Regions from separate parts of the Homo sapiens genome. Here regions 1 and 2 are each linked to region 3. Evidence: chromatin contacts called from ENCODE Hi-C or POLR2A ChIA-PET data. All regions are on one chromosome and are shown on one strand. Each heading gives the region's core, a stretch centred on a gene start or an enhancer-like site at or near the end of the contact. The rest is flanking DNA. Distances are from core to core; before and after follow the strand shown. Region 1 holds the start of MYH10 (myosin heavy chain 10). Region 2 holds the start of RPL26 (ribosomal protein L26). Region 3 overlaps NTN1 (netrin 1).

Evidence for each region. A loop is a pair of places that touch in the nucleus more often than their neighbours do. ChIA-PET counts read pairs that join two places held with the same protein, here RNA polymerase II (POLR2A). Pooled maps may share reads with other maps.
Region 1: a map of vagina shows a loop between it and region 3 (13-fold over the local background). The contact joins the promoter of MYH10 here to the enhancer-like site in region 3. A Hi-C loop is called at or near these places in 1 of 168 maps with a recorded cell type or tissue (vagina), 1 of 37 single-sample maps with no recorded cell type and 8 of 50 pooled maps.
Region 2: a map of sigmoid colon shows a loop between it and region 3 (7-fold over the local background). The contact joins the promoter of RPL26 here to the enhancer-like site in region 3. A Hi-C loop is called at or near these places in 1 of 168 maps with a recorded cell type or tissue (sigmoid colon) and 5 of 50 pooled maps. POLR2A ChIA-PET finds 5 or more read pairs at or near these places in 1 of 52 experiments (A673).

What each region holds. Positions count from the first base shown.
Region 1 is chr17:8,628,643-8,631,999 of GRCh38, reverse strand. MYH10 (myosin heavy chain 10) reads left to right here and starts at 1,275. Exons shown (of 43, transcript NM_001256012.3): 1 at 1,275-1,346. RefSeq lists a silencer at 404-1,083 and enhancers at 568-1,345, 1,346-2,123, 2,124-2,902.
Region 2 is chr17:8,380,886-8,384,621 of GRCh38, reverse strand. RPL26 (ribosomal protein L26) reads left to right here and starts at 1,429. Exons shown (of 4, transcript NM_000987.5): 1 at 1,429-1,465; 2 at 2,307-2,479. The coding sequence starts at 2,312. RefSeq lists a silencer at 835-1,104 and enhancers at 536-1,253, 1,505-1,674, 1,254-1,971.
Region 3 is chr17:9,238,657-9,242,179 of GRCh38, reverse strand. It overlaps NTN1 (netrin 1), which reads right to left. Exons shown (of 7, transcript NM_004822.3): 7 at 1-2,540. The coding sequence ends at 2,212. LOC124903923 (a long non-coding RNA gene) reads right to left here. Exons shown (of 2, transcript XR_007065614.1): 2 at 3,196-3,401. Among named protein-coding and RNA genes, the nearest start is that of NTN1, 220 kb to the right of the region's middle. RefSeq lists a silencer at 1,748-2,197. Within about 2 kb of position 1,784, at least 27 of the 41 ENCODE cell types and tissues checked have a DNase peak (open chromatin) inside an H3K27ac peak, as active enhancers do; they include sigmoid colon, where a contact is called at or near this core.

The DNA of each region.
Region 1 (3,357 bases), core at 26-2,525, 610 kb after region 3:
ATTTAGACTTTATTATATTTATATATAATTATGCAAGAGTTTTGTTGCAGTTGCCTAGATTCTGCAGACATTTCATTAAATTTTATTTACTTTGATTTTTCCAGTTTCCTTTCGTTATTTTGGGGCCACTGTTTTTCAGTCTCCAACGTTTTCATAAGCCCTAGGGGATATGACAGCGCTACAGGAATCCAGCCTTATATTCTTAAGAACCTCTCATAGCCCTTCACGTAGGGAGCTCTGATGAATGAATGAAGGAGCGACTGAACGAGTGAATGAATGAGGTGAATAAAGTTTCTTCCAAGTTTTCTCTCCAAGGTCGGTTCTCTTCTCATTCTTCTGGAATCTCAGCCTTGCCTGGAGGCTGGGCAGGAGAGCCTCTCACCCCGCTAACACCAAAACTGCGACCTTGGAGGACCGTGTCCTGCGCCTGGCGCTCGGCCGATCCCGGCAGAGTCCGCCTGGGGCCGGGGTCGGGACAGTGGCCGCAGCGTGGAGCGCAGCCGGGTCCCGGGCCAAACCCTGTGCGCATGGGCGGAGCAGCGCCCTCCCCCGCGTTCCTTCCCCCACTGCAGGTGAGTCGCAGCGCCGCGGCCCCAACCCCGCGCAGCCCCGGGGGTGACGTCAGGACTCTGGACCGCGCTCCGCCCCGCCCCTGCAGGCAACGCTGAGGGCCCGCGACTCCGCGGTGGAACCCCGTCCCGCTGCGGTACATGCCGGCTGCCGCAAGCACAGGGGGCGACCGGGCGCTCGAATGTGCTGCGGCTGCGGCGGCTGCCTGACGCTAGGACGAGGAGTCTGCAGTCAGAGCGCCAGCCTCCTGCCGCGGCCCACCTGCCCCGCGGCCCGCACAGCCAATGTCAGCGCAGCGCGCCGGCCGCCGCGGGGCCCGCACCCGCAGCCTCGCGGGATCGCCGGGCGTTCAGCCAGCCTCAGCTGTCCATCTACGCACGAGCCAGCCAATCCCGCGCCACTGCCCCGGCCGCACCTCCCGGAGCCTATGACGGGCGTAAGAGCCAGCCCATGAGATTGGGGCCTCTGTGGCCTGGGCTGGGAGCGGGAGCCAATGAGCGTCATTCCAGGTGGGTGGAGGGAGCCGGACTCGGGAAGGTAGCTTCGTTCGGGTTGCTAACGTCTTCCCTTGGAGATGGGCGCGCAAACCAACCAGTGGGTCTGGGGGCGGCGGTGATGGGCGTGGAGCTGGCCCAATGAGGGTAGGGGTGGGTGGGGCAGCCCCGAGCAGCAGTGCTAAAGGAGCCCGGCGGAGGCAGCGGTGGGTTTGGGACTGAGGCGCTGGATCTGTGGTCGCGGCTGGGGACGTGCGCCCGCGCCACCATCTTCGGCTGAAGGTGAGAGGTGCGGCTACCCGGGTCCGAGTGCACGGCCCAGGGCTGGGGGACAGTTTGTGGAGGGAGGAATGGCTCCTGGGCTGAGGGGTCCCGGGCGGCTCTGGAGGACAGGAACGGGGGACCGAAGCGGGAGCTGGGGAAGACAGAGGGGCTTCTGAGCTGTAGGGTTTGTGCTGCGGGGACCTTAGGTTAGTTTGAGCAGGGTCCTGGGCTGGGGGCACTGGGACCTCAGTGGGTGGAGATGGAGAGACTCCCGGAGGAGCGGGGAATGAAGTCCTTGTGAAACCCGCGGGGGTCAGGGCCTGGGTGTGCAGGAGGGCGACCCCTGGGGGGCTGGGGGATGGAGATCTGGGGGTGGGGACGTGAGGACCAGGTTCTCGGTGGGTGGGATCCCTGGGGGCGCGAGGTCGAGGGGCTAGTGTCCCGGCGGAGGTCTCGGCGTGCCCCGCGAGCCAGTGTCTGCCTCCCAGGAAGAGAGGGGATTCTAAGCGGGGCTGGAAAGCGCAGTCCCGGCGGTAGGGTGGGGGGGCGCTGGGCAGGAAGGGCCCCTGCGTGGGTTGCTGGGTGGGTTAGGCCTGGCGCGACCGGTCCCCCGCAGCACCAGAGGGGTTCACCATGGGCTTGGAAGGCGGGCGGCGCGCGCCCGACCCGTGGGTGGAGGGACAGGAGGGCATTGGCTCTGCGCGGCCGGGGAAGCGCGCGGCGGGTGAGGGGCTCCGGAGCCGGCCGCGGGCGTGGGGAGGGTCGGACTCCGCCGGCGCCGGGGAAGGAGCGCGGGAGGAGGGCGTCCTGCCGCGCCCTCCGTGGAGCGCCTAGGCCGGGGGTGGACGCCCTGCGAGGCCCAGGCGGTTTGAGGGGGCGAGGCGGGAAATGTGGCGGGGCGCGCTGCAGCAGGACGGCCGGGGGGAGGGTCAGCACTCGCCTCGGGATCCCTTTATTGTGTAAGCGAGCTGGGAATGGCTCGCCGCAGTCTCTTCATTGCCTTCTGCAGTTGGGGGTCACACCCTGATCCCATAAAATCGGACTGGAATTGGTTCGGAGGGAAGTTGAAGCCGCGGAGTCCTGGCATTTGTGGGGGCTTTGTGGGCCTGTGGTGGGCGGATGCGGCCCTGGGAAGCGGGAGGCCCCCAGCCAGGCCTGTTTGGAACTAGGGCCTTAGGAAGGAGGTTGGCGACTCGGCGGGTCAGACCGGGCTGGTGAGGTTTGGATAACGTGGCCTCTGCCTACAGCCGTTATCTCTGTTTCTTTAGGGCCTCTGCAGCTCCCTTCAAGATCACTGCGGTGGATGGAAGGGGGTGGGGTGGGCTGGGGTGGGGTAGGGGAAAGCAGGCGGGGTAGATGCAGACTGCAGATGAAACAAAGACTGCTGTTTTCGCTGAATAATGTAATACCAAACATAATACTTTGGCTTTGCTGAGATTTTGTTTTTTAACGTTGAAACTGAGGATTCTTTGAGTCAGGTTTAATTATTCTTGATAGTATCTCACTCTGGAAAACTTTATAATCTATTTATTGTTTTATCTCCTTCATCAATCTGCCTTTATTAATTATTCTTTGAGTCCCTTGCTTTTGATGTTTAAGTATGCCCTGCCTGTCTCGGGTTCTGGAAAAGTGGCCATTTTATGCATCTCCTTACTTCTGCATCTTAAATTCAGTTCTTCCCCGTCCTTATCTGGAGAAAGCATATGGTGTAATTGTGCGATATAGCACGAGCTTTGGCAGCAGAAGGATGTGACCCCTGCGAGCCTGGCTTTTCATTTGGGCTCCATAGGGAAATCATTATAACGAAGGCAGCTGAGATGGAAGGTGAGATGGAGGAAATCTTGAAGGGCACGTTGTAGGGTGGAAGACTATATGCTTCAGCGGTTTATGCACTTTATCACATGTGAGGAATTAAAGTTCCTGGTGTTGGATCCTAGTTTTGGAAATATTAAACACAGTATAGAGATATTAATTGGGAGATGGGGCAGGCCATAAGTAGCAATAGTGGCCTTTTGTGTTTGGTTTGTGT
Region 2 (3,736 bases), core at 180-2,679, 860 kb after region 3:
ATAATACCAGCAACAACAGAGCCATTTTGTGGATTAAAAGAATTCATGATGTAAAGTGTAGAGAAGAGCGTCCCCACACTCAGAAGGCTCACTACGTCTTCGGTATTCTTGTGAAACGCCTGTCCTCTGTCACTGTGACACCCGTGTCATTCATTCAGCAGAAGCCGTTCAGCGCCGGTGCCTGCTGCACTGCCGCTGCCTCAGAAACCATTTGCAGGGGCCGGGCGCGGTGGCTCACGCCTGTAATCCCAGCACTTTGGGAGGCTGAGGCGGGCGGATTGCCTGAGGTCGGGAGTTCGAGACCAGCCTGGCCAACATGGTGAACCCTCGTCTCTACTAAAACTACAAAAATTAGCCGGGCGTGGTGGCGGGCGCCTGTAATCCCAGCTACTCAGGAGGCTGAGGCAGGAGAACCCGGGAGGCGGAGGTTGCAGTGAGTGGAGATCGTGCCAGTGCGCTCCAGCCTGAGCAACAAGAGCGAAACTGTCTCAAAAAGAAGAAAAAGACACACACACACACACACACACACACACACACACACACACACACACACACACACACACACACACACGAAGAAGAAGAAAAGAAACCATTTGCAGGGAGCGCACGGCTTCCGTCTGGTCCTGAACTGGACGCAAACAGGCCGAGCATTTAGAAACCCGCGCAGCTCCCCGCACCGAGAGGCTTCCTCTCGCCTGGCTCCTTCGAAGCGTGGTCTGGACCAGCACCTCCCACAGCACTGGGGGCGCCTTGGAAACGCGGCCTTGGACCTATTTCCGCGGGGGCAGGCGGCGATCGGTGGCCCTGGTCCTCGCAAGGCCCCTCACCACCCAGAACTGAATCTCTGGCGGGCCCTGCTGTGCGGTCAGCAGACGCCCAGGTGCAGGGGCGGTGGCCGGCGTCGCGGTGGAGCTCGTTAAAGTACCGGCACGCTGGCCGCGCCCACGCCACGGGCGGGAGGGGACGGTGAGTGCAGGGACCCAGGCGACCGGCCGGCCGGCGTCCCCGCGCCTCCTGGCGGCCAGAAGCAGGGCCTGCGCTTCCCCGGCTAAGGGGTGCCGGCCCCCGCCCCGGCACCTGGGAGTGAAGGTACCAGCGGGTCTCCTGGGCGGTCTCCTGGGGCCGCTCGTTCCTTCATCACCCCCAGGGGCAGTTGGACCCTGAGCAGCCTTAGCCAATAGCCCCGGGACTACCCTTCCCAGAGGATTCAGCGGCAGCACCCGGGTCTCGGAAGGGAGACACTAGGACCTGGAGGAGGGGAGTTTTGCAATCCCTCGCAGTTCCCCTCCTAGCCACTAGGTGACACTAGCCATAAATTTATTTCCCAGTTTACTCCCCTCGCTCAAACTCCGCGCCCCTCTCGCTCCGAGAGACATAGGTCTCGCGAGATCTTTGGTAAACTTACAGAACCGGAAGCAGCGTGTAGTTCTCTTCCCTTTTGCGGCCATCACCGAAGCGGGAGCGGGTAAGGATTCGGCGGGCAAGCGGGTGTAATCAGCAGCCATCCGTTCTTGGGCATGGTGGCTTCCGACCGCGGGGACCCCGAGAGTCTCTTGTCGGCCGAGTAGCAGCCAGGAAGGAGAGACTGGGATGGTTTTTTATCTGTTGCTTTCTTAAATCAAGGGCCGCCGGGCCGGAGATGGATGGAGGGACCGGGGATTTGGGAACTCGAAAACGAGCTGAGGGAAGGGAGCCTGTGGAAATAGACTGGAGTCTGGGTAGTGTCGTTTCCTAGAGAATGGTCTCGAAGTAACTTCTCGGTAAAGTCTTCACGGAATTTCCAGACCACACTTGCCCACTGGGAGGCTTTTAGGACCCGAGACGTGTGCAGGCTTTTCCAGGTTCGGGTTGGTGGGCCTTATTCATTTTGGCGGGGCTATACGTATTCACTCTTAAGCCTGTAGAAGATGAACGTTGATTGTACCTTCTAAAACGTGAGGTTATAGTTAAGAGAATTGCGTTGTCGGTCTGCTCAGCAGAGATGTAAGTCCAGTCTTGATTTCCTCAGGCACTACTTGAGGAGTTGGGAGAGTGTAACTAAAAGGTCTTATAACTAGGACAAGTGTTTTTGATGCAAAAGTCTTTAGTCCGTAAACATATACAGAAAACACCCGAATAAAACAAAAAATAAAAAGTTTCGAGCTTCGGTTGATAGGCCCTTCCGATCAAACAGTTTTTGTTGAAGTTGCACAACATGACACTGCCTATGATCATTCTAGACTATCAAGATAAAATCATTGCGGTTATTTGTTTGGAAGCTGGATGAGATTTTGGTCATTTAAGAGTCTTTTTAACTTTTTATTTAGCCAAAATGAAGTTTAATCCCTTTGTGACTTCCGACCGAAGCAAGAATCGCAAAAGGCATTTCAATGCACCTTCCCACATTCGAAGGAAGATTATGTCTTCCCCTCTTTCCAAAGAGCTGAGACAGAAGTACAACGTGCGATCCATGCCCATCCGAAAGGATGATGAAGTTCAGGTGTGTATCCCTACTTGTTCTCGTTGTCTTGATGGATATTTTACGCACTTAGCTTAGAAGAGAGATTGCATTCCTGAGAAAGATGCTTCTGAGACTCTTGCTCCCAAAGAGTGGCAAGATGAGTTGAGCCAGGGACCAAAAAACAGTAAGTAAGCTGCTTTTCAGTTTTTAATTGTATTATTTGGTGAAAATCTTTTTTTTTTTTTTTTTTGAGATGAAGTCTCGCTCTTGTCCCCCCCAGGCTGGAGTGCAGTGGTGCCATCTCAGCTCACTGCAACCTTCGCCTCCCGGGTTCAGGCGATTCTCCTGCCTCAGCCTCCCGAGTAGCTGGGATTACAAGCGCCCGCCACCACGGCTCGGCTAATTTTTGTGTTTTTAGTAGAGGCGGGGTTTCACCATGTTGGGCAGGGTGGTCTCGAACTCATGGCGTCAGGTGATCAGCCCGCCTCAGCCTCCCAAAGTGCTGGGATTACAGGCGTGAGCCACCGCGCCCGGCTGAGATGGGGTCTCACTCTTACCCAGACTGGAGTGCAGTTGCGTGGTCATGGCTCTTGTGGGCTCAAGTGATGCTCCCATGTAGGACCTTTTTTTTGTTTCTGTAGAGAGGGGTCTCACTTTACTGCCCAGATTGGTCTCCAACTCCTGGGGATCCTGCCCGAAAATCAGTTTCCTCAAACGTCAGATGATGTGACCATAATTAGGTGACATAATCAGAACATTGCTTTGGGATTAATCCTTTTATCAATATATTGTGACTACCCAACAGGCTCATTTTGCCTGCTGTCCAGATAGAGCCGATTTATCTAGACAGGAATTGCAATAGAGAAAGAGTTTAATTCATGCAGAGCCAGAACGAGAGACCAGAGTTAACTACTCAAATCATTCTCCCGGAAAATTTAGGGATGGGAGTTTTTTTAAGGATAATTTGGCAGGTAGGGGGCCAGGGAGTGGGGCGTGTTGACAGGTCGTATCAGAGATGAAGGCATAGGGAGTTGAAGCTGTCTTCTTGCTCTGAGTTGGTTCCTGGATGGGGGCCACAAGATCAGATGAGCCAGTTTATTGATCTGGGTGGCACCAGCGGATCCATCAGTGCAGGGTCTGAAAAAAAAAAATCACACAAATCTTAGGCTTTACAGTGTGTTATCCCTAGGAGCAATTGGGGAAGCCTCTAGCTGCCTAAACTGTAATTTCTAGTCTTGCAGCTAATTTGTTAGCCTACAAAGGCAGTCTGGTACCCAGGCAAGAAGGGGGTTTGTT
Region 3 (3,523 bases), core at 535-3,034:
AAAACACCTTTCTAAAAACACCTTTCTACCACCTCTTCGGAGCATCCAAGGCCTGCCTTCCTGGAACCTGGAGCTGCCATCTGGCAAGTCCGTCCCTGCATCCCGCACCACTTTGCTGCCTCCTCTGAAGATGTGATTGTCCCCATGCCCTACCCCACCCCGGGCTCCTGTTCTCCAGCCCAGATGCCAGTGTCCTCAAGAGGCAGTAACCAGGGCCAGGGGCTCGGTGGCCACTCCCCCAAGAGCACCCTCCCAGCCTGCACAGGGATTGGGCGGGTAGGCTGCAGAGCTGGAGTGCAGTGAGGGCCAGCGTGGCCCCTGGTCAGAAAGTCGGGCTCTGGAGTTTGAGCCCCAGTCCTGCCACCAATTTGCAGCATGACCTTGGGCACGTGTACTCCAGTCTCCTTGCTGGTGATAATGAGTCCCTGTCCCACAGGGTTGTCATGAGTACACACTGGGAGCATGTGGGTAAAGTGCCTGGCACACAGCAGGTGCTCAATAAATGGCAGCCGTGATGCGGGTAAATGTGGGGAAGGCGGAGGGAAGCCAGACCACCGGGGGCCGAGCTTCATACTTGGTATGACCCTTTTGAGCAGCCAAACTCTGGCCGGGAAAGTGAAACCAATTTCCTGACTGTGAGGGGAGCCAGGCCTCTTAATTCAGTGCGCCGGGTGTGAGGATGTGGGCCAGAGGCCCGGGCAGTGCAGAGAGCCCAGGAAGGCAGGGAGCCAGGAGGCCCCAGGGCACAGGAATGGACCCTGTGTGAGGAGGTCAGAACAAAAGGGGCTGCCTGCTTGAGGACCGTGTCTCTAGGAGATTTTGGAAGGAGGGCTGGGGCACAGTGGAGGGCACGGGCAGACTCCACAAAGACCGTCTGGAAAGGCACGGTCAAGGTGTGGCCCAGGCCAGACCCAAGACAGCTGTAGGGGGCAGGCCGGCAGCCTCTGTGCCTTCCCTTGGAGAAGCCAGCATGGCCTCCTTGGCCCCCAGGAACCTGGTCATTCCTGTGCCCCTGCCCACCCATGGCTCAGGCACTCTGGTACTTCACTGAGCCAGCAAACCCCATCCCAGCTCAAACAAGCCCCCGGCCCCAAGCCAGGCCCAAGTGCCTTCGCAGCCTGCAGACTCCAAGCCCGTTCAGGCCCTTTCCAGCTGTTGACATTGCTGAGGGGCCTTGCGGGAGCTGATGTCATTTACATAAATAGTGTCACTGCCGTAAACCCAGCCAGTGCCCCTCCCCCTCCCCCTGGAAAACGTCATAAAAAGGGCTGGTTCCAAGTTTCCAAAAGGAAACTCTCTGGGAGGTTTTGCGTTTGCGATGCCTCCTCCAACAGGCAGCTCCAGCATGAGGCGGTGACCACCCGGCTTGGGCTTCTCAGGGGTGTCCCTGGGCCCACTGCCTTCCGGATGGGCCAGCCCCACGCTGGGCAGGGGCAGGGGCAGGGGCAGAGACAGGCAGCAGCAGGGGCTTCCTCTCCTCTCTCCACAGGTGAACCACTCACCGACCCCAAGCCCCCACCCAGTAGGACCCACTCAGCAGGTAGCAGTGGAGACAGAGGCCGCCTGGGGCATGCTGGCTGGACAGGAGCTGTCCACTCCCCAAATGCTGCCAGGCCCCTTCAGATGGAGGAGTCCAGGCTGTGACAGCCAGGTGGCCCGCGGGGAACTGCTAGAAGGGGCCGGGGAGAAAGGGGGGGATCCCGTCGGCTGCGTGTCGGGTGGTGGTTTGGTGGGTGCTCCGCGCCCCGCCCACACTACGGGCTTGAGAATTCACAGTTCTCCTCCCGTCCACGTCTCCGCGCCATCCACGCCCCGCGCCTGGGGCCCCAGTTGTGCGATTCTGCGCCCGCCCCCGGGCCCCAGGGCAGGCTGCCCCCAGCCCCTCCACGGCGGCCGCGCCCAGGCCCAGGGAAGCGCGTCTCTGCTCTGGAAGGAGCCCCGTGAGGTAGCTACGTCTCGTCATTTCTCCAGGGCCCGGCCGGCGGCGCACCCCGCCCCGCGTGCACGCGGCTCCCGCCCAGAGCGCGCAGGGTGGGGGTAGGGGGAGGGGCCGCCGAGGGTCCCGCCCCCCGCGCCGTGCGGCCCCGCCCCCTCCCTCCCCCCACCTGGGAAAGCCCTCGCGGGCCAAGTCCGCGGCGGCCGGGCCAAGGCGCCCGCTCTCGCTCGGCCCCGCCCTGGCGCCCGCCCGCCCGCCCGCCCGCTGCCTCGGCGCTAGGCCTTCTTGCACTTGCCCTTCTTCTCACGCTGCTGGAACTTGCGCAGCCGCCGCGCCCACGTGTCCCGCCACTGGATCACCAGGCTGCTTTTATCGGCCACGATGCCGCTCTGGTCCGGAGAGTCCTCCGCGTTGCCCAGCAGCAGGTACTTCTTGAGGGGCTTGATTTTGGGACACTTGCAGGCGATGTCCCGCGAGCGGATCCACAGGCTCTGGTCACCGCGGCGGATGCGGCTCGTGCCCTGCTTATACACGGAGATGATGTTCACCGTGAACTTCCACCAGTCCCCCGCCTTGTCCGCCTTCAGGATGTGGATCTGGACGGCTGCAAGGAAGCACAGGCAGACGGGTGGGCTCCCAGCTGCTGTGGCTAGGTCCGCCCTGCCTGAGCCTGGGGAGAAGGGAAAGGAGACCCAGCCCCAGGAAGTGACTGCACAGAGTGGCCCATACAGGAGCGCGTGGGTGGTGGCAAGCTGATCGTAGACCCCCACCTGCTAACAACAGGGCCAAGAAGCCTTGCCTCCCACGCTGTGAGGGTGCCACCCAGCACTGCCGTCGGGACAAGCCATCTCCTGGCCTTGTCAAGGCCCACTTTGTCCAGGAAGCCTACAGGTGCTGACCACGCCCCCAGCACTCTGGGCAAGCTGTCTGCCCAGGGCAGGCGCTCGGGTGAGAGCAGTGCTGGCGGGGAGAGGGAGGTTCCTCAGGGGTGCGCTTCTCCAAAGGCCCAAGTCACTTTACACCAGCCCTCATGACACTCCACACACAGCCTGGCCCTCCAACCAGCCTCAGAAAACCATAATGGGTCCTCAATGCTCAGGGACAGAAGATGAGAACCCACCCTTTGGGGTGGCCGTAGTGCCTTTTCCAGAGCCCCGGGAACCTTGGACTGCCGCTTCCCACGCCTAAGCCATCCCTACCAGGTGGCCTCCCTTCCTCCATGCCGCCCAAGGTCCCCAGACCATTCCTCTTACTCCAAATTCTCTGCCAGTATTTTCCCTAGTAGAAGGACTTCCCCAAATGGAGCATGCATCAGAATCCCCTGGCCGGCTTGTGAAAATACACTGCTGGGCCCCGCCCCAGAGCTTCAGATTGAACAGATCTGGGTGAGGCCCTAGAATATGCATTTCTCACAAGTGGTGCCGATGTCATTGACTCAGAGGACAAATGTTACCAGATGTCATTTCTGCAAGATAGTAAGGGAGATTTCAAAAATAAGAGACGCTAAATAAATGAGAAACTTTGCTCTAGTAAGTTTGTGAAATACTAGGTTAAACAAAGTCAAGAGGTTCCTTACTGCAAGACTTT